3 separate regions of the Homo sapiens genome follow, and regions 1 and 2 are each linked to region 3. Evidence: chromatin loops called from intact Hi-C (ENCODE). Cell type or tissue: OCI-LY7. All regions are shown on one strand.

Region 1 (8,000 bases), 400 kb after region 3:
TTATCTCAAGAAACTATTATGAAGTGACAGCATTATTCATTTATTTAATAACCATCTACTGAGTACTGGTAGTGGGCATTTGTTATTTTGAGGCTGGCCTCCATTTCTGCTAAAAAGACCCAGATTATCCTTCAGGAAAATTCCATTTTTAGCCATATTATTTGGATAGGATTTGTCCCCATCCCCAGATCCACGAGTGAACTGTGACTGACTTAATCCAATCAGCATATTTTATTACTCAACTACGTAGTTCAGGGTTTCTGCAATAGGCATGTTACCAAGTCAGAAATGGTTATATGCAAAGACTCATTTGTTAGTTTGTAGGAAAGAGCAATCAGAAGAAAAATCTAAGAATATGACGGTGTGGTATAAGAATGTATAGTCTACAAAAATTTAATAATCAACTTGCTACCATAAGGAGAGAGTCAGAAGCTTCTGGAGAGACTATAGTGTGGAGCCTTAAGATGAAGCCAACGTTATGACTGGCCAGAAGGATGGAGAGAAATCACTGTGCCATCTCTTGAGCAGCTAGATCAAGCTTTGCCTGAAGTCAGAAACCTAGCCACTTTTCAGTTGCGTGAATAATTCTCTATGCAACACAATATTATACATAGCAATATAAATGAGTATTTAAAATCCACTAAAGTTGTTTTTTTCTGGGGGGTGCTTGCAACTGGAAGATACTTCCTATATACAGTGCAGTGTGCTAGACACTAAAGTGTAGTAAAATGAAGTATCTACCTTTGATAAGTTTAGAGTCTAGCCTAGGAACTCAGGATTATTATAGCACTATGAAAGCTAACCATCACATATAAAAGCATGGACCCCCTTCATTTCTTGATAAGAATGTCTATTGGTGTTTATAATGAGTATTGTGATATTCTTAAAAGGATTATTCTGGAGTGAACCTGAACAACTCACCAAAGAGAACCTGGGGAAATGAATGGAATCAGCATGTCCTTTTAATAGGCTCAGGTTATTTTAATATTTATATTCTGTAAATGAGGTGAGAGCCAAAGGCATCTTTCACACAGGAAAAAGCAATTTAGTGGGAAGTCCAACAGGGGTTAAGATCTTTGAAATAAGATGTTCTACCTCTGACAGTATTCTAGCTCTGACAGAAAACTGACATGAAATAGAATACCATCTGCTATTGCAGTTACGTGGCTACTGGTAAGAACTGAACAAAATAAGAGCTAAGTCAAGCTTCAACAGAGTAGTAACAGTCATGCCAACCAGCTAAGAGATATGCTTCAAGCAACATGAGTAGGACTTGATAAAGAATCCCTGAAGTATATGGGAGTTCCAGAGGCCAGAGGCATGGAAACCTCCAAAAAGCCAAAAACGAAAACTGAACAAAACCAGCCCAGCCAACACCTTGATTTTAGCACTGTGATACCCTGAGTATAGAACGCAGTCAAGCCCACATGGACTTCTGATCTACAAAACTTGAGTTAAGAAGTGGGTGTGGTTTTTAGCTGCTAAGTTTCCATTACTTTGTTACGCAGCAATTGAAAATGAATACAGCGTGCTTTACTCAAAGTCTGAGTCTCTATTGAATCCAATGTCACTTTATATAATAAAGCTTTTTCCTTAATGGTAACAAGAGAGAAACTGGAATCATTTTTAGGTGAAAGTTAAACATGTGAAATGACTGCACTGATAGAAATCTACATCTATATATACACACATTTATATTTACATATATATATATAACAGGACAAAAGGAAAAGGAGGAGGCTGTATCAGTTTCCCATTGCTGCTTACAAATTACCACAAACTTAGTGGTTGGCTTAAAACAACACAAAAGCATTATCTTAATAGTTACGGAGGTCAGAAGTCTATAATGAGTCATCAAAGCCATGTTCCTTTTGGAGGCTCTAGAGTAAAATCTATTTCCTTAATTTTTCCAACTTCTCAAAGATGCCTGCATTCTTTGGCTCATGGCCCCTTCCTCCATCTTCAAAGCCAGCAAGGTAGCATCTTTCAATGCTTTCCTTGTATAAGGGACCCTTGTGATTACATTGAACCCACCCAAATAATACAAGATAATCTTCCCATTTCAAGATCCCTAACTTAATTACATCTGCAAAGTCTCTTTTGCCATATAAGGTAGCATTCACAGGTTTTGGTAATTAGAATGTAGGCATTTTAGGGTGCATTATTCTGGTAATTAGAATGTAGACATTTTTAGGGAGCATTATTCTATCTACCACAGGGACTATTATTAAAACCAGTTCTTTGAATACACTTTAGGGAGTAGCAAAAAGCAGACTGTTTTATTTGGAAGAAAAAGGACTAATCAGACATTAAAACCTGTCCTCCAGAGAGTATTACTGAAGTATTTTTAAAGTATTTTACCTACCTAATACTTCAAAAAGAAGTACAGTTTTCTGTGCATGTTCACGCCAATACTTCATGCTTTCAATAACTGCAGAAATAATTCTTAAAGAACTAGCTTTTTCCTTAAACTGTAACTGATACAATGAGGTTTCCTTTTGAAAAAATAAGAAACATAGTATTAGAAAAATATTTGTTTTTTTCATCATACTCGTTTACCTTCTACGTAAAAATTCTAAGTCCTTACAATGGACAAGTGTGTAAAAAGAACTACTGAAAATTTTAGTATAGTTACTTCCCTAAAATAAGGCCATCAATACTATATTACAGATGGAGAAACCAGGGTGCACTTAGAGACAATCAAGAGGAGAATTATTTATATAGGTATTCATTCACTCATTCATTCATTGACTATTTTAAAGCATCATATGCCAGATCCTGTGACAAATATAGGTAAGGCCATTCCTTTCCCTAGTGCACTCACACTCTAGGGGACTCTAGGGAAGGAGCCAGACACATTCATTCATTCATTCGTTTCAAAAGTGTTTACTGAGCACCTACTACATGCCAAACATAGCTATTTAGGAAAAATTCATGGACAAAACAGTCAAGATATCTGTCCTCGAAGATTTTATTGTCTAGTGGAGGATTTAAAAAATAAGTAAACATATAACAGAATGTCAGGAAATGTACTTTTTTTTTAGGAAAAAAACACACAAGGTAAATGGAAAGAGAGAGAGATGGGGGTTATTATTTTAAGTGGGTTGTTGAATGAGGACAGTGGGAACAGCAAGTATAAAAGCCCTGAGATGGAAATGTTCTTAGCATTTTTGAAGATCAACTAAGAATACAGTGTGTTAAAATACTAATTTTCAAAGGCAAGGGGACGCTTTCCTTTGTGAGGGTGAGGGTTGTGAAGAACATATGATGGGACCTTTTTTCAAAATACAGGTAGTTTCTTCCCTCTTCCCCCGCTTAACGAAGATTCTAACATGCCTCCTGTTGATGATGGCCACAGTAAACCACTGTTACTAAGGTGATTATGTCATATAATTCTTGAGTACAAGGAAACATAAGATTGAGAACCACTGTGAAACATGCTTTATTAATCTTATTTCCAACAAAAAACAAAACATGCAAAAACAAATTTTACCCCGATGGCTTTTTGAAAAGATTGCTTTTTCAGACATAAGGGCAGAACAAAAACTAACAACTGTAAGAAGTTGTTACCATTCCTAGGCTGAAAGGACAAGAGGAGAAAATAAAAGTATCACGCCCAGGAAAGCTATACTCATGAAGGGGCTACATCATGCAGTGACACAGCCACTGCTGGTGATGTAACATTTAAGACAGGAGAAAGTGAGAAAACCCAACCTTTCCTCCCACCCTATGATGTCGTACCAGTGACTCCTACTGGCTGACCTCTAGCAAAAGCCAGCAAGTAAACAATCTCAGGATGATGCACTACATAGGACAGTTCAGCCTTCCACAACAGAGAAGGGCAGGTGAAGAATCAAGTGGGCCAAGGGGCCAGGGAGCAGAGATGAGGAATAACCAGCACACATAATATATAAATAACATTTACAAAGAGCAATCAGAGCACTGAGCGTAGAGAGGAAGTACAGTTGAGATACAGGTATAGGGAAGAATATAAACCAAAGCACAGAGTGTATGCTATGTTTAGAGAATTGTGACGAGTCTGAAGTGGCTAGAGCATTGGACAATTAGTAGACTATGAAATATGAGGCTACAAAGGTAGACTAGGACAAGATCATAAAGCAAAGGTCATAATAAGTTGATCATAAAGAAAACTATGGCCTGCAGTGCAAATCTAACCTGCTATCTATTTGTGTAAACATTTGTTGGAGGAGAGCAGTGTCCATTCATTTATGTATTGCTTATGGCTGCTTCCAAGCTACAGTGGCAGAGTTGAGTAGTATTGCTGAGTAGCTGCAACAGAGACAGTACGGCCCATAAAGCCAAAAATACTGTCTGGCCCTTTAAGAAAAATGTTTGCTGACCTCTGTTGAAAAATACTTAGAATGACATATCAAGAGCCTGGGTAACTTCATAAACAATGGATAAACTGTCTTTATCTTTAAAATGAGTGTAAAGTGAAAGTCAGAATCCAGCAGAAAACTCTAAAGTTTGAAAGGAAAAGGAGCAGCCATTCATACCCTCTAAGAAAATATTTTGGAAACTAACATTCATCCACTTCAATGGAACTGAATATTTATGCTAATCAAGTAATGTATGTCATGGAATTTATTTCAGGCGCTCTTATCTCTGTAGTTTTCTAAATATTTACCTCATATTTTTAAAAATGTAAATAAGTCATTAATTTGTATTTAAACATTTACCTTCAGGGTGTTGTCTTCTGGAATATCATCCAACATTTGTTTCTTATATTGATTTTGTTGAAAATTGGGCTTAAGTGTCTGTAGTGCACTGTTTTTGTCTAGCCCTCTCATTGTGCAGCCAGATATTTTTGATGAATGTGTTTGTCTGAGTAGCTCGGTTTCTTTGTTGCGAGATAAGTTAGGAGGTTCAGGTATTCTTAATTGTTTTTGTTGTTGAGCTCCCGAACTCACTGGACAAGAATTTTTTCCATCATTTGCCACTAAGTTTGTTCGTTTACATTGAGGCTTAAAATCATTTTTATTCCAAGTTTTCAAGCTGGTATTTTTGTTACCATCTCTGTAGCTGTAATAGTGCAAAAAAAAAGCATTTGTTTCTATATGGTTTCTTAATTACAAAAAAAATTAATAATGAAAAATTCATTTATATGGCAATTTATGACTTAGAAAGCACTTTATAACTAACTACTGAGAAATTCCAAATACATCACAACAACCCTACAATGTTGTACTACCTCTCTTTCCAGATGAGAAGACTGATCCCTAATGAGGAATTAACTTGTCCAAAGTCATACAGGAAATTACTCACAAGTCTAGAACCCAGGAAATACAAGATCTCCCAACTCAGAGTCTAGTACTACAAAGTATATTTTTAAATGATAGCATTCTTCATATGATAGTAGTTGTATCCAAGTGGTAAGACTTTGAGGGCATTTACTTGCTTCTTTATATATTCAATTTTAAAATTTTCTACAAAGTAAAATTTTAAGAAGTTAAACTGTGGCTTAGCAATGATTTTAAATCACAAGGAGAATACATATAAGCAGGATAGATAGCTATTAATATTTGATTAGAAATTTTGTGGTTTTACTGCACAGCTTAAAAGCCCTATAATGTATTTGGTACAGCATTTGTCAGCAACATTAAGTGTGTTATATCAGCTGACCAGAACATTATGCTAGATGCTAATGAGGCCAAAATCAAAAGCATAATTTCTGAGCAGCCTAGTTAGGAGTTCCACAGGAAACAAAACTAGTCTAAGTCACGAATTTTTTTTTTTTCTCTTGGAGACAGGGTCTCGTTCTGTTACCCAGGCTGGAATGTAATGGCAAGAACACAGCTCACTCTAGCATCAATCTCCCAGGCTCAAGCGATCCTCCCACCTCAGCCTCCTGAGTAGCTGGAACTACAGGTGAGTGCCACTATGCCCAGCTAATTTTTGTTATTTTTTGTAGAGACAGGGTTTCACCACGTTGCCCAAGCTGGCCACAAACTCCTGGGCTCAAGTGATCCACCTCCTTGGCCTCCCAAAGTGCTGGGGCTAGAGGCATAAGCCACCATTCCCAGCCCACAAATTCTTAATTCTCAGTAATTTTCCTGGAAATACCACAAGTATCACAAGAGGGCAACCAATACAACCCATCCCCTACTTAGGTAAATAATCCAAAAAGAGGTCTAGGTACACTGCTGACCAGGAACAAATCCAAGTTTTATGAGGTCTGAAGCTTGTATAATTTGGGGAACACTGTTAATTGGGTACAAAGTTAGTACAAAATAACGAGAAAAGAAAGCACAATTACAACAATTTAAGTTATAAACACCACAAACATCACGATACCCAGAAAAAAATTGTTAGAATTATTATAAATTAACTGCCTGATACTCCTTTATAGAAATTTTTTCCTACACTGATCACTTCTTCATACGACAATAATTTTGTAATTTTTTTGGACTCAGGCCAGTCTCAAACCCATGGGCACAAGTGATTCTCCTGCCTCAACCTCCAGAGTAGCTGGCACTACAGGTACGTACCATCACACGCAACAATTTTGTAATTTTATTTTCAATAAAGAGAACAGAAACACAATTTTGTCTTTCCTCACTCTCATGGTTATAGAAATTACTTTTATTATTCATAGTCTAGAAAAATTTATTTCAGCTTTACAACTCTCTGTTCAGCACATTTGTAGTAATGCCAAAGATCACTGATCACAGATCATCATAACAGATATAATAATAATGAAAAAGTTTGAAATATTGCAAGAAGTACCAAAATGTGACATAGAAACATGAAGTGAGCACATACTGTTGGAAAATGGCACCAATCGACTTGCTCAATGCAGGGTTACTACGAAACTTTGACTTGTAAAGAATGCAGTATCTGTGAAGTGCAATAAAGCAAAGTGCAACATAATAAGGTATGCCTATATGAGGAGAGGCTGAGTGGATTAAAGATCCAACTGTATGCTGTCTACAATGAACTCAGTTTAGATTCAAAGACACATAAAAGCTGAGAATAAAGGGATGGAAAAAGATATTCCATGCAAACAGCAACCAAAAGAAAACAGGGGTGGCTAAGTTTATGTCAGACAAAATAGACTTTAAGTTAAAAGTTGTTTCTAAAGACAAAGAAAGTCATTATATAATGATAAATGGGTAAATTCAATAGGAAGACATAAAAATTGTGAACATATATACATCCAATATCAGAGCACCTAAATATATAAAGCAAATATTGACAAATCTAAAAGGAAAAATTGACAGCAACATAATAAAAAAAAGAAAGCTCAATACTCCACTTTTAATAATAGATAAATCATCCAGACAGAAAAATCAATAAACAGTGAACTTGAACAACACTATGGATCAAATGGACCCAAAAGACATATATGGAATTTGCCAACCAACAGCAGAAGACTACACATTCTTCTCAAGCACAGATGGAACTTTCTGAAGGATAACTCACGTTAGGTCACAAAAACAGACTTAACAAATTTAAGAAGATCAAAATCACACCAAGTATCTTTTCTGACCATAATGGTATAAAACTAGAAATCAATAACAGCTAGAAAATGGAAAAATTCGCCAGGCATGGTGGCTTACGTCTGTAATCCCAGCACTTTGGGAGGCCGAGGTGGGCGGATCACAAGGCCAAGAGATCGAAACTGTCCTGGCTAACATGGTGAAACCCCGTCTCTACTAAAAATACAAAAATTAGGTGAGTGTGGTGGCATGCACCTGTAGTCCCAGCTACTTGGGAGGCTGAGGCAGAAGAATCACTTGAACCTGGGAGGCGGAGATTGCAGTGAGCCGAGATTGCACCACTGCACTCCAGCCTGGGCGACAGAGCGAGACTCTGTCTCAATTAAAAAAAAAAAAAAGAAAACCAGAAAAGAAAATGAAAAAATTCACAAATACAACAACACCCTCTTGAACAATCATTGATCAAAGAGGGAATTAAAAAAGAAAATCTTAAAATTATTGAGACAGAAACAAAACATAACATACCAAAACTTATGGGAA
Region 2 (8,000 bases), 490 kb after region 3:
TATCCAGGGTGGGACCCAGGAGTCTGTATTTGTGAAGCTTCCTGGTTGGCTCCAAAGTGCAGGCTGGACACAGAGCTGCTGTCTCTGGCTTCCTACTTCCAAAAAGCTGAGCCCTGGGTTACCCCAGGATGAGACATGGACTTCCTAGGACACCAACTCAAGACCCAAGAGGAAGGGACTGTTGGGAAGGACAGTGTCAGAGACCTGGCCTCACAAGACCCACTGGGTTCCCATCCCATCTGTCATGAGAGCCCAGGCAGAGAGCTTCTAGGGATAAGGCCAGGTCTCTCCGCCCCGCACCCCAGCCTATAAAAGCCCCAGGACGGTGGCCAAGCTGGGCAGCATCCAGAAAAGTTTTCTGGAGGACACGGAACAGAGGAGGGAAGCGGGAGACAGGTGCCTCCCCCGGGCCGGCCACAGCGGGCACACTGTCCCCTAGAAAACAAGGGGGTCCTGGGACCATGCTCCATGCAGGAAGCCTCCTCCCTGGGCTGGGGTGGCAGGGACAGCACCCGCCACAGTGGCACACAGGGAAGACGGCCTTGGAGAAGGCTCCTTCTGCAACCACAAGCTGACTCTTCAAAGCCCCAGCAAGCTGTGACCCTGAGGGTAGGCAGGAGCTGCGGGGAGGCAGACACACAATTCCTCCTCTGTTGAAGCCGTTCTCCATCTCCTCCTCCCCCACGGGAGAATCAAAAGGCCCCTTGTGGGTCCCAGCCCTGACCACTTGGGACAGGACCAAGGCCCTCGGGGCAGCTGACCAGGGAGGCGGGTACCCTGAGGCTGGCACAGCTGCGATTACTCAACAGTCACCACCCCCCAGTGTCCTCTGATGGCGTCCCAGGAGCCACAGCCTCCTCGCAGAGCGTAGAGACAGTGAGGCTGAGGAACACGCTTGGACCCCAGAATCAGTCCCCTGAGAAGAACATCTCAGACCAAGCCATGACACCGGCCCCTGAAAGAGATCTGAGCCCAGCCCTGCTCAAGTCTTCACCAAGGCTCCCAGCCAAGCCTCGATTTCTCAGCCACATCACACAAGGCAAGAAGGGCCCAAAGCGGCCACACTCTTGGCTGGGGACCTGGCACAGAGTTCCAACCGCACAAACAGGCTGGGGTCTCCCCATAATTGGGAAATGGCAGCATATTAGCGCTGCGCCCGCAGCAGCCATTCTGGAACTCCCGTCCTCGTGAGAGGCAGAAGGCCCCAAGGGCCACCCACTGCTGGGGCTATTGTGTCACCTCAGCCTCAGGCTCCCCCAGCCTAGCCCTCCCAGGACAAGAGATGGAAACGCGGCGTATTAGGGACTGAAGTCTAGAGAGTGGGCTGCATCGCACCAGCTCCGCGTGGCCCCTCAGAACAAACCTGCCTCCGGCCGCCACGCCACTGCAGTTCTGGACCCAAGGCTGGGACCTTCTCAAGGCTGAGGCTGTGGTTTGTGAATCCCCAGTAAGGCCCCCGGGGCTGAGAGGGTGGCAGCTGTACCTCCTGACCTCCCGACCTCCTGCCTCCCCACGCCCCATGGCCCCACCTCCGCCTTGCCCATCTTGGCGGCCAGCTGCAGCGGCGTGAGGCCATCGTTGTTGCGAGTGGTCTCCAGCTCCCAGTTGCCACTCCGCAGTAGGATCATGTCGTACATGCGCTTCACAAAGTCATTCTGCGTCTTGAAGTCCTCGGCCACGGTCACCAGGGCGTGAAGGATGTTGTTGCCTCGTGAGTCCCGCGAGGTGATGTCCGTCTGCTCGTGCTCCATCAGCAGCTGCACAATCTCGGGCTGGTTGGTGCATGCTGCCAGGGCCAGGGGCGTCTCACCTGGGGGATGAGCGCACTGAAGCTTGGTTCTCTCATGGGCCGGAAGCAGCGTCCCCCAAGCCCCAGGACTGGGGCCCATATCCTATCTCAGCAGGATGGGCACCTCAGGTTCCCTAGCCCTCTCCCCATCTTCCGCTTCTACGGGGAAGAGTGAAGCTAGATCACTGCGGTAGCCTCCTAACTGGCCTCCCTGCCTCCACCCTGGCCCTTTAATACTCTGCTCAGCACAGCAGCCAGACCAACCTGTTAGTGCCTCCCCCAGAATGAAAGCACAGGTTCCAATGACAGCCCACAAAGCCCTGCATACTCTGACCTCCTCTCTCCATCACTCACTCCCTCCTGCTACAACGGCCTTTTTCCACCTCCTCCAACACGCCGCCTGGGGGCCTTCGCTCGGCTGTCCCCTCTGCCTGTAGATAGCCCAGTCACTTTCTCCCTCACCTCCTTCAAGTCCTTGCTCAAATGTCACCTTTCAGTGAGCCACCCTAACCACTCTATTTAAAATTAAAATCCACCCTCCTCTTGTCCCAGACAGAACTCTTGGTTCCTTGTCCTCTGCTTTACTTTTTTTTTTTTTTTTGAGATGGAGTCCTACTCTGTCGCCAGGCTGGAGTGCAGTGGTGCGATCTCGCCTCACTGCAACCTCTGCCTCCCGGGTTCAAGCTATTCTCCTGCCTCAGCCTCCTGAGTAGCTGGGACTACAGGCGCCCGCCACCACGCCCGGCTAATTTTTGTATTTTTAGTAGTGATGGGGTTTCCCCATGTTGGCCAGGATGGTCTTGAACTCCTGACCTCGTGATCCACCTGCCTTGGCCTCCCAAAGTGCTGGGATTACAGATGTGAGTCACTGCACTCGGTCTACTTTGTATTTTTTAAGAGCACTTATCATTTCATATCATAGTATATAAAATTCTTATTTATAGTGCTTATTACCGATGGTCTCTCCCTGTCTAGAATGTAAGTTCCATGAGGGCAAGGATCTCTATTTTGTTCACTGATACATTTCAAGTACCTAGAACAGTGCCTGATGTAGACAGTAAGTGCTCAATAAATGCTTGTTAAGAAAAAATAAGGCAAGTGACTCACATGAGGTCACACAGCAAGCCTGGGACACGACCAGCTCCGGACACCAGGTCTTCAGCTGCCTCCCCTCTCCTCGCCCCACCCAACAAATGCTTCCCAACACCAGGTCCAACCAGCTCCTATGCAGGGCAATGGGGACACACGATGAACTGGACAAGACCCCGTTTTCCAGGACACCCACACCTGGACACGCAGGGCTGCCCAGAGCACAGACTAGCTAGTCCTGCTGATTAAAAAACCACCCAGAAGATAGTCCCAGCTACTCAGGAGGCTGCAGCATGAGAATCGCTTGAACCCAGGAGGCAGAGGCTGCAGTGAGCCAGATGGCACCACTGCACTCCAGCAGCCTGGGCAACAGAGTGAGACTCCATTAAAAAAATAAAAATAAAAAAAATAACACCCAGAAGAGAAAACAGATGGGTGATCATCAGTCAGGCAAGACTGGGTGGCAGGAGGGGTCTCCTCTGCAACAAAGTTACACAGAGAAATTTTTGTGTGTGACGGAGCCATTTGTTCCCTGTTCTGACTGCAGTGGTGGTGAACCAACTCGACGCACTGTGAAAATGAACAGAACTGTCCTCTAACACGGGTGACTTTCACTATATCTAAATTATGCATTTCAATTTTTTTTTTTTTTCCTAGAGCATCCTAACCCCAATTGCTTCTGGACTCTGTGACTTGTGAGGCAGGGGAGTTCTGCCCTCTCACTCTCGACTCCCTGTCTGCAGTCCTGAGATGCACTGGGCCCTGGCACAGAGGTCAGAGCTGGAGGCCAGGACACCTAAGTCAATGCCCTGCTACCCTGGGGCAAGTCCTTTCCCTTCACAGAGCCATCTCCTCGCCTGTAAAATGGGGCTGCCTCCTCAGCCTCCCTCCCAGGTCTCTGTTCCCTCAGAGAGCTACCCAGGACAATGCTTCTAAGACCACCAGGTGACACCACCGGAACATGGACTCCTCCCCCAACACCTCCTCCCAGCCCCTCCTTCTCTGGTCCACCCTGGTGTCCTGCTCAGATGGACATGCCCAGCCTCCTCCCCTCCTGCCCCTCTGGGGCACCAGAGCTTCTTAAGGCAGGGACAGTGTGGGTGGAGCTCAAAGCGGGGTGGCCCCTCCCTTCCTCCCTCCTTCCTTCCTTTCTCTCCCTCCGCCCTCCTTCCTCCTCCCTTCCTCCCTCTCCCTCCTCCTTCTCCCTTCTGTCTCCTGCCTCCCTCCTCCCTCCCTCCCCCTCCTTACTCCTCCTCCCTCTCCCTCCTCCCTCCTCCCTTCCTCCCTCCTTCCTGCTTCCCTCTTCCTTTCTCCCTCCTCCCTTCCTTCCTCTCCCTCCTCCCTTCCTTCCTCCCTCATCCTTCCTGCTTCCTTCCTCCCTCCTCCCTCTCCCTCCTCTCTCCTTCCTGTTTCCCCCTCCCTTCCTCCCTCTCCCTCCTCACTTCCTTCCTCCTTCCCTCTTTCTTCCCCCCTCCTCCCTTCTTCCCTCCTTCCCCTTCCCTCCCTTCCTCTCCCGTCTCCCTCCTCCCTCCTCCCAGACTCCGCACCGGGCGGGGGCGGCACCCACCGAAGTAGAAGCCTTCGTGTTGGTACTTGGGGTTGAAGAAGGCCCCCTTGGCGTGCGCGTTGACGTCGGCGCCGGCGGCGATGAGCAGGGCTGCGATGTCCCCCTGCCGCCGCTCGATGGCGATGTTCAGCGCCGTCTGCCCTGCGGAGCGGGCGGGGACGCGCGGGAGCCTCAGCGCCGGGCACAGGGGCCTCTTGCCCACCCGCTCTGGCCTCCATACCCTCCCCGAACCCACGGGGAGATCAGAACCCTGGTCTGTGTCGCCAGCTACCAGGAATCCCAGCTTTGTTCTTTGCTTCCTTCATGCCTGCGCGGACCCAAGAAATGTTTGTGGAGCGCCTGCTCCGGGCTCCGGCCCCAGGCGCTGGGGGTCAGTGGGTGCCCAAGACGCAATCTCGATTATTTTCCTCAAGAAGCCCGCAGTGTCACTGAGAACGAGGTGCTACGATTCAGAGGGGTGCAGGAGCTGCGGTACCCAGAGCAAGGGCCCTTCACAGCCAGAGAGCGTCAGGGGGCTTCCCAGAGCTCTCTAACCTGGGACCTCAGAAGTTTAGCGAGGCGGTGTGGGGCCAGCTCATCAGCCAGGGCAAGAGGGCAGAGCTTGTGCTAAGGGCCAGAGTCACAGACGGCCTTGAATTAGGAAACTGGCAGGACGAGAATGTAGGGCTCGGTGCATGGGTGTTTTCAGACCTCTCTGGCTGCAAAAGTGGAGGATGCGTTAGAAGCAGCCGAGACCAGTGAAGGAAATGATGAGGCCTGTAATCCCAGCACACTGGGAGGCCAAAGCAGGTGGATCACCTGAGGTCAGGAGTTCGAGAGCAGCCTGACCAACATGGTGAAACATGGTCTGTACTAAAAATACAAAATTAGCCGGCCGTGGGGGCGCATGCCTGTAATCCCAGCTACTTGGGAGGCTGAGGCAGGAGAATCGCTTGAACCCAGGAGGCAGAGGTTGCAGTGAGCCGAGATTGGTCCATTGCACTCCAGCCTGGGCAAGAAGAGTGAAACTCCATCTCAAAAAACAAACAAACAAACAAAAAAATGATGAGGCCTGGACTAAGGGGAGTTGGAGGGCACATGAAGGGTGGAGAAAGGAGGAAGCCCAAAGACCCTCTGGAGAAAGAGCCTTCAGGATGCCCGGCTGGGAAGAAGGGTGTCTCAGGTAAGATCTAGGTATTCAGCCCTGGCGGTGGGTGAATGATACGCTGGTGACACAGCAAGAGGAAAGAAGGGTAGCGGGAGAGACACTAAGCCTGCTGGAGACCAGAGAACTTCCAGATGGAAGGGACCAGAAGGCTGGAGTGGGGGAAGGGTCTCGAAATGCACCAACAGAAACAGCAGTTTCCAAAGAGCTGCCGCTGTGTCATAAACAAACATAGTCTTGGTGGATTAAAGAACCAAGCTTTAAGACACATTAGAAAGTTTGTTTATAGCTAACCTTTTGGTAGGGAAGACCTTCTTAAGCAGGATCCAAAAGGCAGAAACCATAAAGAAAAGGCTGACATATTTGCTTACATAAAGGTTTTTGGTTTTGGGGGTTTTTGGTTTTTTGTTTGTTTGTTTGTATGTTTGACATAGGATCTTGCTGTGTCACCCAGGCTGGAGTGCAGTGGCGTGAGCATAGCTCACTGCAACCTTGAACTCCTGGGCTCAAACGATCCTCCTGTCTCAGCCCCCCAAAAGCTAGACTTTCATATTTGGCATAAGAAATGCTCTAAGACATACAGTTAATCAAACAAAGCAACTTGTAGAATACAGACGTGATGGTCCTATTTTATGTTAGATAAGTAAATAAAACTATTTCTGTGTACATATATACACACACACGTGTGGACTACAGGCCTGCACCACCACTCCCGGCTTATTTTTAAAATTTTTTGTAGAGACAGGATCTTGCTGTGTTGCCCAGGCTGGTCTTGAATTCCTGGGCTCAAGCAATCCCCCTACCTCGGAGATTTCTGTATTTCCGAATGCATCCTAATGAAAGTTAAAGACAAGTGATAGGCTGGGGAAAATATTTGAGATATATAAAAAGGCAATGTGTTTTAGGGCCGGGCGCGGTAGCTCACACCTGTAATCCCAGCACTTTGGGAAGCCGAGGCGGGTGGATCACTTGAGGTCAGGAGTTCGAGACCAGCCTGGCCCACATGGAGAAACCCCATCTCTACTGAAAATACAAAAAAATTAGCCAAGTGTGGTGGCGGGCACCTGTAGTCCCAGCTACTCAGGAGGTTGAAGCAGGAGAATCACTTGAACTCAGGAGGCAGAGATCGCGCCACTGTACTCCAGCCTGGGCTAGAGAGCAAGACTCTGTCTTTTTAAAAAAAAAAAAAAAAAAAAGGCATGCCAGGCACGGTGGCTCACACCTGTAATCCCAGCACTTTGGGAGGCTGAGGCGGGCAGATCACGAGGTCAGGAGATCGAGACCATCCTGGCTAACCTGGTGAAACTCTGTCTCTACTAAAAATACAAAAAATTAGGCGGGCGTGATGGTGAGTGCCTGTAGTCCCAGCTACTCGGGAGGCTGAGGCAGGAGAATGGTGTGAACCCGGGAGGTGGAGCTTGCAGTGAGCATGCCACTGCACTCCAGCCTGGGCAATAGAGCAAGACCCCGTCTCAAAAAAAAAATAGAAAGGCATTGTGTTTTTAAAAGTCTATAATATATTACAAGCGCCTATGAATCAATAGAAAGACAAACAGTCTAAAAGAAAACTGAGAAAAGATTATAAACAAGCACCTCACAGAGGAGAAAATACACACAGTGAATAAACAAAGTGAAAGATGTTTGGAATCACTGGTGGTCAGGAAAATGAAAATTAGAACCTAAAGAGTTAACCCTTTTCACCCACCAGACTGGAAAAGAACAAAAAAAAAAAAAAAAGGATAATTTGCAGTGTTAGTGATAAGTAGGAGAATGAGTATTTCTGTACACCGTTGTGGGGAGAGAGTAAATGAGTATCTTTTAGAGACAAATTTGGCAATAACTATTATAACTTTATTTTATTTATTTAAAAAAAAATTTTTTTTTTTGAGATGGAGTCTCCCTCTGTTGCCCAGGCTGGAGTGCAGTGGCGCGATCTCGGCTCACTGCAACCTCCGCCTCCCAGGTTCAAGTGATCCTCCTGCCCCAGCCTCCCAAGTAGCTGGGATTACAAGCGTGCCCCACCACGCCCTACTAGTTTTTGTATTTTTAGTAGAGATGGGTTTTCACCATGTTGGCTAGGCTGGTCTGGAACTCCTGACCTCAAGTGATCCACCTGCCTTGGCCTCCCAAAGTGCTGGGATTACAGGCATGAGCCACTGCGCCTGGCCACTATTATAACTTTAAATATGCATGCGGTTGAACCCAGATATTCCAATTCAAAATATTTTCTGAAACATATGTGCACCTGTGCACAGGGTCATAGACAAGATCGTGCACTGTGACATTGTCACAACACAGCTGGAAACACCTGACTGTCTGTCAGTGGGGGAGTGGTGAAATTAGCCAAGGTGCAGCCGCAATTGCAGACGAATCTGGTGAAAAGAAGCTAGACTTTCATATTTTGGCATAAG
Region 3 (8,000 bases):
GCCTTTCCAGCACCCCTCCCCTGCCCATCCCCAGCCTCTCCAGTGCCCACCCCCTGCAGGGCATGACACACAGCCGCGCCCCGTGGCTAGCTGCTTCTCCTGCCAGCAACTCCTTCCTGTCTGCTGGTCCCCACCACAGTGCCCCAGTGGTCTTGCAGCACAGTACCTCCAGTGAGACACCTCCCCATGAACAGAGGGTGGATTTTCAGTATGCTTTACTGGTGTGGCACCACAGCGACTTTTCCATCCAGTGACCCAAGGCCATCCAGGGCTGGATCGTAGCATAGTCCTGGCGGTGGGGGCGGGCAGCTCTTCCTTGGATGCTCTATCTTACCCTTAGGGGTGGAGGCTGCTCCTTATTTCCGCTATTCCTGTATCTGTTAGAGTTGTCTTCGCTTATTAGTAGCCAATCCCTCAGTACTCCAATCCCCTGCTAAAGAATTCTTTATATGAAACCTTCCTATGCAAGTTACTGTGTGGCTTCTCTCTCCTGATTGGACCCAGACTAACAGAGCAGCTTTCTCAGTTTCTCTGGGGAGAACCTTTCTGTATCACATGAATCCACATCTCCCTCATTTAAGAGGGAGTCCAGGGCTAGTGTCTGGTTCTATTCCAGAGTCCCATGAGGGAGACTCTGATCAGCCCAAGAGGGTCAGGTGATGACCTCCTACTCTGATCAACTCCACCCAGTGGGCTGGACTTGTGGGTGCCACAGATAGCCCTGTGGGTGATGGGGGGCTGTTAAAGGGTTCTTGTGAGCTGGCACGTTCCCAATGGGTGTCTACTACAGAACCCTGTTTATTAAAGACAAAAGTGGTGTATGGAAACCTGGGTTATGCTGATAACCTAAAATACCTGACCATTTCATGAACATGGGAAGAGTAGCAGTGACGCGAAAGTAAAACCGACATTGCAAAAGCTTCTACTGACTTTTGTTTCCTGCTGACTTTTAAAACAACATTTATACAATTTTGTCAGTTGTACCTCAATAAAACCGAAAAAAAAATTAAATGGTACAGCACAAGAACTTATAAGAACATTTTTCTATGCACCAGAGCATTTTGGTTGAAATTTTTTTTTTTTAAATTTCAATAGCTTCTGGGGTACAAGTGGATTTTGGTTACATGGATGAACGGCATAGTCATGAAGTCTGAGAGTTTAGTGCATCCATCACCCAGGTAGCGTACATTGTACCAAATATGTAGTATTTTCTCCCTCACCCCCTCTCACCCTCCCACTTCTTAGTCTACATAGCTCGTTATACCACTCTGTATGCTTTTGCGTACCCATAGCTTAGCTCCCACTTATAAGTGAGAACATATGGTATTTGGTGTTCCATTCCTGAATTACTTCATTTAGAATAATGGCCTCCAGCTCTATCCAAGTTGCTGCACAAAACATATTTTGTCCTTTTTATATGGCTAAGTAGTATTCCATGGTTATATATACTACATTTTCTTTTTTTTTTTTAAATTATCCTTTAAGTTCTGGGGTACATGTGCGGAACGTGCAGGTTTGTTACATAGGTATACATGTGCCATGGTGGTTTGCTGCACCCATCAACCCGTCATCTACATTAGGTATTCTACTAATGCTATCCCTCCCCTAGCCCCCCATCCCACCGACAGACCCCAGTGTGTGTTATTCCCCTCCCTGTGTCCATTGTTTCTCATTGTTCAACTCCCATTTATGAGTGAGAACACATGGTGTTTGGTTTTCTGTTCTTACGTTAGTTTGCTGAGAATGATGGTTTCTAGCTTCATCCATGTCCCTGCAAAGGACATGAACTCATCCTTTTTTTATGGCTGCATAGTATTCCCTGGTGAATATGTGCCACATTTTCTTTATCCAGTCTATCATTGATGGGCATTTGGGTTGGTTCCAAGTCTTTGCTATTGTGAACAGTGCCGCACTAAACATATGTGTGCATGTGTCTTTATAGTAGAATGATTTATAATCCTTTGGGTATATACCCAGTAATGGGATTGCTGGGTCAAATGGAGATCCTAAAGGAATCGCCACACTGTCTTCCACAATGGTTGAACTAATTTACACTCCTACCAACAGTGTAAAAGCATTCCTATTTCTACACAACCTCTCCAGCACCTGTTGTTTCCTGACTTTTTAATGATCGCCATTCTAAGTGGTGTGAGATGGTATCTCATTGTGGTTTTTATTTGCATTTCTGTAATGACTAGTGATGGAATTAGTTCTCTTAACCCTATTCCCTTTCTTCATCTTCCCAAAATATAACAGTATTTTGAGTTATGTGGCAGTCAGTATACTGGTCATTATAATGATATAAATCTTGTTTACTATAAAATTAAGTAGAATTTTATGTCCTTTCTTGTACAACTTTACGTTTTCCCTGGAATGACTAATTACCTTCACTTTAATTTGCCTTCTTCCTCATATACACAGTCTCATTTTTTCCCTTATGTTCTATGAGGGCTACTATTTTCCTGGTACCAAACTCATTGGAGCCTGATTTCTTTTTGCTTCAATTTGGCCTTGTTACTTTCTAGGCCTGCTTAGCACAGCTGTATTCCCCAGACTTCTTTTTTGGGTAACATCTGTGATTTTCTGGATCCCATGAACTCCTTGTTCTTGACTTACTCCTGAGTTTTGCTGGAGCTCACCCCCCAGTAGCTTCTTAAGGAAGGATGGAAGACAAATGTGTTAAGTCCTTTCACATCTGAAAATGTCTCTATTCTCCCCTACACTAGATGACTAGTTTGGCTGGAAATTCTGTGTTGAAAATATTTATTTCCACAGAATTTTGAGGGCATCACTCCGCTGTCTTCTAGCATCCAGAGTTACCATTTTGATTCTTGAGCTTTTGTAGTTGATCATGTTTTTTTTTTTGCTGATCTGTTTTTTTTTTCCCGGAAGTATTTATGATCCGCATATGCCAGCATCAAAGACTTAAAAGATGTTGTGCAGGAAACAACCTGTTCCCTGCAAGACCAAAGGCAAATATTTCATTATATGCAGATGTTATGATTGCATACTTGGAAACACAAAGAATGTCCATTGAAAATTATTACTAACAATAAGAGAATAGAATGTATATACAGTTGATCTGAAATTTGTTGATATATCTTGGCATGAGTTTAAACAATTGCTTTCATTGTTTTGGACCTTCAATGATTCTTTAACCTTGATATATGTGACCTTCAGGTTAGGGGCATTTTATGCTATTTCTTTGATTTTATTGGAACCTTATAATTCCATATAAACTTAAGATCAAGTTTTCTAGTTCTCCAAAGTCTTTTTGGAACTTTTCTTAGGGTCACGATAAAGTTTTAATTTAGGGAGATTTGACATTTTTATTACATAGAAACTTCCTATTCACAAATATATCTTTCTATTATTTCAAGTTTTCTTTTTATGTACTCCAGTAGAAATATATATATATATATATATATATATATATATATATATATATATATAAAATTTTTTTTTCTTTGACATGGAGTGTCGCTGTGTCGCCCAGGCTGGAGTACAGTGGTGTGATCTCGGCTCACTGCAACCTCTGCCTCCCGGGTTCAAGTGATCCTCCTGCCTCAGCCTTCAGAGTAGCTGGGATTACAGGCGCCTGCCACCACACTCAGCTAATTTTTGTATTTTTCGTAGAGATGGGGTTTCGCCATGTTGCCCAGGCTGGTCTTGAACTCCTGACCTCAAGCGATCCACCCGCCTTGGCTTCCCAAAGTGCTGGGATTACAGGCGTGAGTCACCGTGCCTGGCCAGAATAATAAAATTTTTATTGAATTTATTCTCAGTTCTTTTTTCTTTTTTTTGCTGTTATTACACATAGGATATTTTTACCATTATATTTTCTGCCTGGTTGTTTGCGTACGGAAATAGAATTAATTTTTGTATATTGATTTTGCATCCAGCCAACTCATCCTATTCTCTTATTGTTCCTAACAATTTTAATGGGCTCTGTCTTTCAAAGTATAGAATCATATCACCTACATATGAAAAATTTGCCTTCGTTTTTCCAGCGAATGGGGTCTTCTTTCCTCAACATCTCTGATGCTAGCATGTAGGATATCTATAGTCTTCTTTCCTTTTCTTTATTTTTTTCTGTATACTCCCAGACAACACGTTCCACACACAAATATATTTTTCTTCCAGAGACCTGACTGAATTCTCTAGTTTTTAATGTTTCTTGATTTTCAAGTATAAATCATTTCACCTGAAATAATAATATTTTGTTTTCCTCCTGCCCCCCAGTTTTAACCGCCTTGCCCCCTTTGAAGTCTTATATCTTGCCTGGGCGCTCCAAAACATTACATAAAAACGGTGAGAGCAGGGGCATTCGCATCCAGCTCGACTTTCATAGGAATGCGTCTGGCGTTTCAAACACTGTGAGGTTCACTATGGTTTTCTGAGTTGTCATTAAATTCAGGTTTGTTTAATTCCTGTTGACTAAAAATTTCATTTTCTTTTTTTTTTTTAATTACCAATCAATGTTACATTTTATCAGCGCCTTTGGTCATCTAACGGTCTGATAGGCCATTGCCATTGCACAGTGTTCTTCTAACGGAATTTAGAATCCTAGCTTCCGATGCTTTCTCAGAAGAAGAGCACGGGCGGTAGGAAAGAAGGACGCTTTCAGGAAGGATGGAGGGCCCAGGACGATTTCGCTCCCCGGTGGACGTGGAGGGCGGGCAGGGTCATCCTTTCTCCTGAAACTGGGGAGCCCTACGAAGGGGTTCCGGAGAAGACGCACGGATCTCGAATACCTCCCCGCCCGGCTGCCACTGGATGGCGCGCGCAACCTGCGGAACCACAGGGCGACATCCAGCTGCGGGCGGCGAAGGGAATTGGAGCGTGGACCTCTCCAGGCTTTTCATTCGCTGGTTCTGCCGGTGTCCCGCCTTTTCCATCTCCTCATTGGCTGTCGCCTCCGGGCCTGCGACTTTGCTCAGCCCCTCCGGGGAGTGGAATCGGGTGTGCAACAGGCCGTGAGGTCCGGCTTTGCGAGGAACTCCCATTGGTCAGTCAAACAGGAGTCCCACCCTCCTGGGCTTCCCATTGGTTGCTGTCCCACCGCTGCTCTCAGTTTCCCAGCGGCTGGGGATCTGGGTTTTCTGGGGGTGGAGGGGTGCAGTACGCTGCTGGAAGCTCGTTTCTCTTTCCACCGTTGTGTGCCTCGGGCTCGCGGTCAACGGGGCTGGACGAGGTTCAGAACCCTCCAGAGCGGCAGCTGTCCCCGGGGTGGGTTGTGGGACTCAACAGCCCTCAGGGGAAAATGGCGGGAGGCAGGTGGAGGTGTCTTCTTTGCACTGAAGACCTGGATACCCTGCTGCGGGCTGAACGGGAGGCTGGGGTGGAGCCCTGGCTCGGGTTATGGCCGGGGAGGAGACCACGCTGGGCGAGTGGGAGGCAGCCCCAGCCAGGGGCTGGAAGACCAAGTACCGGACCTTCAAGGGCCTTCTTGCACCCGCATCCCACAGTAAACAGGATACGTAGGTGACCGTCTAGAAAACTTGAGTTTCTCTTGACAAGTTGATGTGCCAGTTTTCGTATGCATTCAAATAAATATTTAGTAATTTCAACTTTGCGCTTTTAGCATTTTGGAGCTAGTAATAAATATTTTTTTTCTTTCAGGATTCAAGCATTTTATGAATCCTTGGAAAGTTTATAGGCCTGAGGCACAGGTGCCTGTAGTGGCTGGTGCATAAAACTGATTCTGTCTCCCAACCATCTCAAGGCACACACGCACTCCAGGTTGTCATGAAATCGCTGGGTTCTGACTCATGCAAAACAGACCAGTGGCTACTTATACACCAGGAGAGGCTGCCCAGCCTCGCTGCAGAGGCCCAGACCTGGGTCCTGTTGAATACACATACGCAGATAAAAGGCTGAGGTGACACACATCAGAATGGGAACAGGGAGGGCTCTAGATAATAAAAGTGAATGTAGAGTTTGTTTTAGAAGCCAGCCCAGGACTGGGACTGGGTACTGAGGCAGTGGTCTAGTCACAAGGGCTTGCGCCAGGAGGCAGAGGGCAGGGAGAGTTGGCAATGCCACATTGGCAAACTGGCAAAAGCGGCTCCAGCAGTGTCTCTTGCTCCATGTTTGGGTCACCATTCTGTTGCTCTGAACTGTGAACCACAAAGTTAACACAGAGCCTTATTGCTACGTCCAGGTAATTTGATATCGTATATTCTATGATCTCACATGGAGACATAAATAGGCTTATGCTGCTGGGCCAGAAAATCTGTGGAGGAAACGATGAACATCTGAAAGGATACACATCCAAACTATTAACAGTGGTTACTCATGTGATATCAAAGTGGACATGAGAAGTGGAAGGGCGCAGACTTATTTATTTATTTAGACGGAGTCTTGCTCTGTGGCCCAGGCTGGAGTGCCGTGGTGCGATCTCAGCTCACTGCAATCTCTGCCTCCCGGGTTCAAGCGATTTACCTGCCTCAGCCTCCCGCGTAGCTGGGATTACAGGCGCCCCCCCCCCCCACCACTCCCGACTAATTTTTGTATTTTTAGCAGAGTCTGGGTTTCACCATGTTGGCCAGGCTGGTCTCGAACTCCTGACCTCAGGTGATCTGCCCGCCTCGGCCTCCCAAAGTGCTGGGAACAGGCGTGAGCCACTGCTCCTGGCCTTATTTTTTTTAAAATTTTACTGTTGACAATATGCTTTTTAAAAACTAATACATATACATGAAAAAATAAGCCATGTAAATGGATAATTAGTGATAAGTCAGTCTCCTACTCTAGCGGGCGAGAGTCAGTTCCAGTCCCCTGTTCCCATTTCCAGGGGGAGCTTCTAAGTGTCTTGAGCATCCTTCACAACATGGTCTATGCAAATAGGCACTTTTGGATACACTTCTTACTTTTAACTTTCTGCATATTTGCATTGTTTGTTTTTGCAGGCAAGCCGATTAGAAAGCCAATTAAAAAACGTGTCAATGAATACTCAATAATAATATGGGTTAAGTAGGATGGGGTTTCGATTTTTTTTTCACACTGAAATGGCATCTTAGGTACCACTGCTGCGGGTCCTCAAAATATGCACTTCTCGTCATTTTCTTAAGAGCTGAGATCTGGATTCTGTGTGTGTGTGTGTGTATGTGTGTGTGTGTGTGAGAGAGAGAGAGAGATTGTTAGGCTAAGAAGATGTTTTTGGCTCATAGCTAAGTGGGTTGCTTGCCTGGTGGTGGAGGAATTGCAGGCCAGGCAGTGTGTCCTATGGCCTTGGAATGGACGAGAAAGGCCTGGGCTCCACTGAAAATGACAAGTTGTTTCACTCCACGGTCTCTGCTGCACCAGAGGGTGCGTGTGCCTTCATTCTTCAGCTGCTGTTAAAGCAAAGCTAGGCTGTGCTTCCGTGGCAGCCCTTTCCTTGTATTGCATTTCACCTTGCATGTTTGTGTGAGTGTAGAGACTATAATTTGATATGGCTTCTGAAGGCTTACAGTCAGGAAGTGGCAGCCACATCTTGTGTCAGTTGACTGTGGCCTCGGTCCTCTTACTCATCCATCATTCATTCAACAAGTATTTATCAAGCATTTACTATGTATGAAACAATTGACCCAGATACTGGGAAAACTGGTGAACAAAACCAGAATGTCTAATCAGGTGCATGCTGGCTGGGAAGGGCGAGGGTAGATGCTGAGAGGTTCTGCTTTTGAATGTTTGATACTGTGATTTCCCTTCCAAAAATACACAGTGTCGGCTTCCCTCTTGCAAGTTTTACCTCCTAAATTCCTCTCTGATCCTTCCTCTCCTTTATGCTTCTGTTACTGCCTCTTCAGGTGCTTCCCCTCACTTTGGCCAATTTAGCAGTCTCCTAACTGATCTCCCTGACTTCACCCTTCAGCCCTGTTTCACATGCATTGTTGACAATGCCACTTAACACAAAGCTGGGTGTGTCATTTCCATGCCTGAGACTTTTCATGGACTCTCTATTGTCTATTGCATACAATCCAAGCTCCTTAACTAGCCATAGGGGCCCTCAATGACAT

The links. Hi-C counts contacts between places; a loop is a spot of excess contacts. Peaks named below come from ENCODE experiments on the same cell type or tissue, not always from the same donor. Only the 100,000 strongest peaks of a DNase experiment are listed, where the experiment ranks them.
Region 1: it touches region 3 in a loop (5-fold over the local background); 2 of 110 quality-filtered maps call a loop at or near these places.
Region 2: it touches region 3 in a loop (4-fold over the local background); 3 of 110 quality-filtered maps call a loop at or near these places.

What each region holds. Positions count from the first base shown.
Region 1 is chr17:3,444,107-3,452,106 of GRCh38, forward strand. It overlaps SPATA22 (spermatogenesis associated 22), which reads right to left. Exons shown (of 9, transcript NM_001170698.2): 6 at 4,701-5,043; 7 at 2,366-2,495. Among named protein-coding and RNA genes, the nearest start is that of OR1E2, 14 kb to the left of the region's middle. In OCI-LY7, CTCF peaks have their summits at 3,752 (motif pointing left) and 3,952; a DNase peak (open chromatin) is centred at 3,745.
Region 2 is chr17:3,531,128-3,539,127 of GRCh38, forward strand. TRPV3 (transient receptor potential cation channel subfamily V member 3) reads right to left here. Exons shown (of 18, transcript NM_145068.4): 7 at 4,446-4,586; 8 at 1,530-1,810. Among named protein-coding and RNA genes, the nearest start is that of TRPV3, 23 kb to the right of the region's middle. RefSeq lists a silencer at 4,622-4,671. In OCI-LY7, CTCF peaks have their summits at 4,572 and 4,772; a DNase peak (open chromatin) is centred at 4,524.
Region 3 is chr17:3,044,086-3,052,085 of GRCh38, forward strand. No RefSeq gene overlaps it. Among named protein-coding and RNA genes, the nearest start is that of OR1D5, 16 kb to the right of the region's middle. In OCI-LY7, CTCF peaks have their summits at 8 (motif pointing left) and 4,778 (motif pointing right); a DNase peak (open chromatin) is centred at 4,926; H3K4me3 peaks cover 1,623 bases; H3K27ac peaks cover 586 bases.